Linked DNA regions of Homo sapiens: region 2 is linked to region 1. Evidence: read pairs that join two places in POLR2A ChIA-PET (ENCODE). Cell type or tissue: OCI-LY7. All regions are shown on one strand. Each heading gives the region's core, and the rest is flanking DNA. Links, peaks and the distances in the headings are about the cores only.

Region 1 (2,933 bases), core at 247-2,746:
TACTACATTACAAATAAAAATATTTTTAGGCCAGGCTCAGTGGCTCATGCCTTGTAATCCCAGCACTTTTGGCAGCCAAGGTGGACAGATCACGAGGTCAGGAGTTCAAGACCAGCTTGGCCAACATGGTGAAAACCCATCTCTACTAAAAATATAAAAAGTAGCCCGGCGTGGTGGCACGCACCTGTAATCCCAGCTATTCAGGAGGCTGAGGCAAGAGTATCACTTGAACCTGGGAGACGGAGGTTGCAGTGAGCCAAGATCATGCCATTGCACTCCAACCTGGGTGACAGAGTGAGACTCTGTCTCAAAAAAAAAAAAAATTTAATCCTATTACTATCTTATGAATAGCATAATTATGCTGCATTTGATATTTTGTGGGTAAAAGCATTTAATTTGTAAATATGTAAGTTTCTAAATTACTTTAATGTTTATAAGCCTGTCTTAGTCATTCTCCATTTTTAAGTTAAACCAAGTCTATCAAAAATACAAGGTAGTCTTGGTCTCTCTCCTGTGCTCAAATAACTTGGCCTAATTATGTGGTTGGCTTTACAGACAACTGAAAAACCGTGTATAAAGATTATGCATTTACTTTTTTACAGAAAGTTGAATTGTATGTCTCTTACACTACTCTTGCCATACTCCATCTCTCTCATCACCCTTCCCAAGTCTAACTAGCAAAAAGTTAAGTTACATAAAGTAATATTTTAAAGCTAGTGGGTCTGTGCATTCTAAATACACAAGACACTGGAATGGCCTATCAGTTCCTCTTCTCCCTCCCCATCCCCCACTTTTATTTTACTCTTTTGAGAATCAGTGAGGCCACACTTACTGAGTGTTACTGAGGCTTTTCAGGCCACTTGAATATCTACATCATAGCAATATTGCACCTCAAAGAAACTGTTCTCAGCATAGATGGGAAAAAAATCACTCACTTGAGCAAATGATCGGACAAAATTGTACAAAAACATTTTTAAAACTGCTAGGGTTTGAACATTTATCCCCTCTAAAACCCACATGGAAATTTAATTCCCAATGTGGCAGTATTGACAGGTGGAAATTTTAAGTTGATTGGGTTATAAGGGCTCTGCCATCCTTAATGGATTAATCTATGTATGGATTAATGGGTTCATGGATTAATGGGTTATCACTGGAGTGGGACTGGTGGCTTTATAAAAAGAGGAAGAGAGACCTGAGCTAGCATGCTCAGCCGCCTCACCATGTGATGCCCTGCACCACCTGGGGACTCTGTAGAGAGTCCTAGCAGCAAGAAGGCTCTCGCCAGGTGCAGCCCCTAGATCTTGGACTTCTTGGCCTCCATAATTATAAGAAATAAATTCATTTTCTTTATAATTTACCTAGTTTCAGGTATTCTGTTATAAGCAACAGAAAGTGGAAGAAAATACAAACAGTTGCAAGCATAGATAGTAGTGGAAAGATATATCTTTGTGGTGAATATTTCCCCAATTCAATTCTCAATGACTTCACAATGTGAATGGGTGCTGTGTACTTCAGCTTCCGTGTTTAATGTGCTTATTTGTAAGATGTAAATCATATATACCTCATGGGAGTTGTTCGCAAAATTCAATAAAAATAACCTGTTTACCAAGCAGAGCCCCTACCATGCAGAAGATACTAAATCAGTTATTTTCCTCTCGTCCTCCTTAAAAATTAGTTTCAAAATCCATTTCAAATATTCAAAGCTACTTGTAGACTCCAAAATCTACATTTAAATCAAGAAAACACGGTAAAAAGGTGGTCAATAATGCTGACCCTTAATGAAAGTACCACACTGTTTTGAGAGTATAGATCCCCTCTTCATGGATTTTGTGTCTCATAGCTTCTTATTGCAAGTAAACAAGAGCCTTTTGTGGTAATCTCTCCCACGTGAGCAATGGGAACAGATTGTTTTCAATCTAACACAAACAAGAAATTGCTTAAGTAAAGGTAGTGACTGTATGAATCATAAACCACTTTCTCAGATAACAGCCATTATGTAAGTCTGTGGATAAATTTGACAATTTTTATTTCATTGCCTTTTGACAGCCCTTTAGAAGGGTTTAAGAGAACAAGATCTGACTACAGCTTTCAAAAATTCATCACTGAATATTTGTTACCCTTGCTCCCTGTGATAGCTGAAGAACTAAGATAATGCCCTTCAAATGGAGATAAATTACAATCTTTCAAAAGATTATCACGGGCTTAATCGAGTTTGCTCCAGCAGCTGAACAGCCTGTGACCTTGTTAGTTACACAACAAACATATCTGTTACTTTATGTTTCTATAGGTAGCGGGGTAGAACCTTTAAACTACATGTTTTCTGTATATAAAATGACAGATTTTTTTAGATAAAACAGAAGATGTTTTATTTTAAAAGAATATACCAAGCTACTTCATATATTTAGTGTAATTTTTTAATGATTTGTGTTGAAATAACTTCAGAATTACCAAAAAGTTGAGAAAATAATATAAAGACTATATGGATACCTCTCACTCAGATTCCTCAAATGTTAAAATTTTATAGATGTGTAGTGTGATTTAAAAGAGGACGATGATTCCTGATTCAGAAACAGGAGTCTTGTATAATTCTGTGATAACATATTATATGTCTAATAAAGGCATAGGGATTTCACATTGAAAATAATTTAGGAGAATGTTAGAGAATCCACATTCTCAATTTCTTTGAAAGAAATCAACTGACAACTTTTACATATAAATGTAACTAACTGCAGGTGTATGAACACATCCCAGCATATGGTCCAGTTTATGAAAACTACAATACTACATCTTGGGAAATTAAAGTACTTTTATCCTGAATATAATGTTACAAATAGCATGGAAATCAGCACTTCGGGTGTTCCAGGATGTCAGCACATCAGCAGTTATACCAGAGTGCCAGCCTTCAACAGAAGGGAGGGAGAGTTTGAATGGAA
Region 2 (2,933 bases), core at 93-2,592, 50 kb after region 1:
CCACAGTAGCCTGATAGTCTATGTCTACAATGGCCACCCTCCAATTAATTCTTCATGAGTTAGCAACAGTGATCTTTTAAAAAGTGCATGTCACTTTTCTGCTTTAAACTCTGTAATATCTCATCAAGTTGTATACAATAAATATGTACAGCTTTTTGTATGTCAAAAAAACCCTCTAATAATATCTTCTCATCACAATTAGAATAAAATTCAAGTTTCTGAACATGTCCTACATAACCTGGTATCTGCTTACCTCTCTGACTTCACTTTATACATTTAACTCACTTTGTTTACTATTATTGAACTCCTTTCTTTTCCCGTAACAAGAAGAACTTATGCTTTGTATATGTTATTCTCTCCCCCAGTAATTTCCCATGTATGGCTTCTTTTTTATGTCCGAATTCAACTATCATTTCCTTAGAAAGGCTTTCAGTGACTTCCCTAGCTAATCTGCCCCAGACCACCAACTTAGTCATTACTTCTCACATAAGCATTTATAATGATCATATTTGTTTGATTTGGTTTTTTCACTTTGTTCCTCCAACCAGAAGGTAAGCTCCATGAGGCTTTCTTAGCTGATTCAACATTACTCCCCCCGTGCCTACCACAGTGCCTGACACATTGTCAGTAGTAAATATATATGCTCCTTGAAGTCATAATGAAGATTGAGTGAGTGAGTGAATGAGAGTGATGAGATCATGGTTTTTTTCACTTAGGTGAAATGCACATAACATAAAATTAACAATTTTAAAGTGAAGAACCAGTGGCATTCAGTACATTCACAATGTTCAATTACCATCTCTATCTAGTTCCAAAACATTTTCATCACTCCAAAATAAAACCTCATACCCATTAAGCAGTTACATCCCATTCTCTCCTCCCCTTAGTCTCTGACAACAACCAATCTGCTTTCTGTGTCTATGGATTTACCTATTCTGAATACTTCGTATCATTGAATCATATGATATATGACCTTTTCTCTCTGGCTTCTTTTACTTAGCATAATGTTTCTGAGGTTCATCCACATTGCAGCATATATCAGTGTTTTGTTCCTTATTGTAGTTGAATAATATTCCATTATATGGACATACTTAAATTTGTTTAGCCATTTGTCCCTCCATTTGTGCCTCCATTTTAGCCATTTGTCTGTGATGGACATGGGTTGTTTCCACCTTTTGGCTATTGTGAATACTGCTGCTACAAACATTGTATGTTTCCTTTTAACAGGTCCCAAACCCCATTTTGGAATTTGGGGTATGGGCAGTGATTTCTAGAGTATAAACTCACTCAGTTTTTGCGTGTTTCTTATTTGTTAGCATATCTCTCATACCCAAGGATTTCTCAGAGTCATTGAGAGTAGCTTTGTGATCATATCTGCTTAATTATCACAGAATTCTCAGCTAAGTTGTTTACTCTGTGGATTCATAGAGCAGGTCCCAAACTCAATAGGGCTGGAGACGGAACTAGGGGTAGGCAGGAAGAGATTAAGGGGAAGGGTGGTACGTGTAGTTAAAATTATAACTTTTTAAAAAAATGCATATTGCAAGATAATCATTTTACTCATTCTGTGATGAACTCTGTTTTCGTAAGAAATGTCAGAAGCTGTCAATTCTTACTGAATTATGCACTTGGAGTCCCTTGGTGGTATGTTCAATGCTATCTCCAGTGTTAGAAAGTTTTAATCTGCAATTAGATATATTATTAAGCCATTAAAATATCATTGCATTTTAATGATTTGAATCTATGAAAATATGTAAATTAGTAATGGCTTATTAAACTTTACAATTTCTGGTTATTGTAAAAAAAATCTGTACATTATAAGATGTTGAGGGGGGAGCCTTTTGTGTATTTTATTACATTATTCTTCAGTGAAGATGACAAGAATAAAAATGCCCATGCAATTGCTAATTTTTAAAAATAAGTACATTAGCTATTATGAACTGAAAGTATTTCCATGAAAGCCAAGTGCAAACAGTTGTTTAGGTCTAAGCACTTTATCTCAATCCCTGGCACTCTATTTTGTGCTTTGGAAAGCTCTACTCAATTCAGAACATAAATTTAGAAAAGGTTTCCTCCCTGAAACCCTCTGAAAGCCTGTAGTTATGGTGGTTACTTAAATTATTATTTCCATAGCTACGCTGGCTTCTAGCCACAGCTCAAATGCATATCAACAAGCTTGGTGTGAAAATGGAAAGGGAGGGAAAAAAAAAAAAAAAAAAGAAGAGACAGGACACTAATTTTTCTTCTTCAGAGTAGGAGGTATAATGTCTTTATAAAGTAATAATTAAAAGAAAAACAATTACTGGAACCTTATCTGGACCATGCAGCTGTACTTCCTCCTTTTACATTAGCAGTGTTTCTAAGGTTATGACAAACCATGAAAATTGCATCTTTAGGGGAGTTTTATTCCTTTTCCTATGATTTGATTGAAACAGACAGCTACATTTTGTGTATATATAATTAGGCAGTAAAATAGGCTTTGAAGGCAGGTTTCCATTTAGTATGTGAGTCACACACACAACAGTCTTTCATTCAACAGCCAAAGACTGATCTTTTTAATGCTTCAACTCACTCAACATGTTTTTTGAATGCTACATCTTGCACTGAGGGGAAAAAAAGAAAAGAAAAAAAATCAGCTTTTAGCCCATATTTCTTTCTTTTCTTTTTTTTTTTTTTTATCTTCTTTCCAAAGAAAAAACAATCTGAAAAACCAATCTGGGAAGTCTTTGGTGATTTAACCTTATGACAAACTGATTTTTATCGTCTTTTTTCCAGATTGTCGTTCGGGGCACCAGTGAATGCTGCACCAGTTCTTGGCGTATCTAATCCCTCTCATAAAAGGCCATTGTGGCAGGAAAACTGAGACCAATGGCTTTTTCATTCTCCACCTCTCAGCTCTCCAAAATAATGGCACTGGGTCTAAGAAGGGGGAG

What was found. Peaks named below come from ENCODE experiments on the same cell type or tissue, not always from the same donor. Only the 100,000 strongest peaks of a DNase experiment are listed, where the experiment ranks them.
Region 2: POLR2A ChIA-PET joins it to region 1 with 12 read pairs; 5 of 35 experiments call an interaction of 5 or more read pairs at or near these places.

The regions. Positions count from the first base shown.
Region 1 is chr5:124,824,002-124,826,934 of GRCh38, reverse strand. No RefSeq gene overlaps it. Among named protein-coding and RNA genes, the nearest start is that of ZNF608, 79 kb to the right of the region's middle. In OCI-LY7, for the core only: no CTCF peak of the experiment used is centred there; DNase peaks (open chromatin) are centred at 784 and 1,234; H3K4me3 peaks cover 1,649 bases; H3K27ac peaks cover 2,088 bases.
Region 2 is chr5:124,773,372-124,776,304 of GRCh38, reverse strand. No RefSeq gene overlaps it. Among named protein-coding and RNA genes, the nearest start is that of ZNF608, 28 kb to the right of the region's middle. In OCI-LY7, for the core only: no CTCF peak of the experiment used is centred there; no DNase peak of the experiment used is centred there.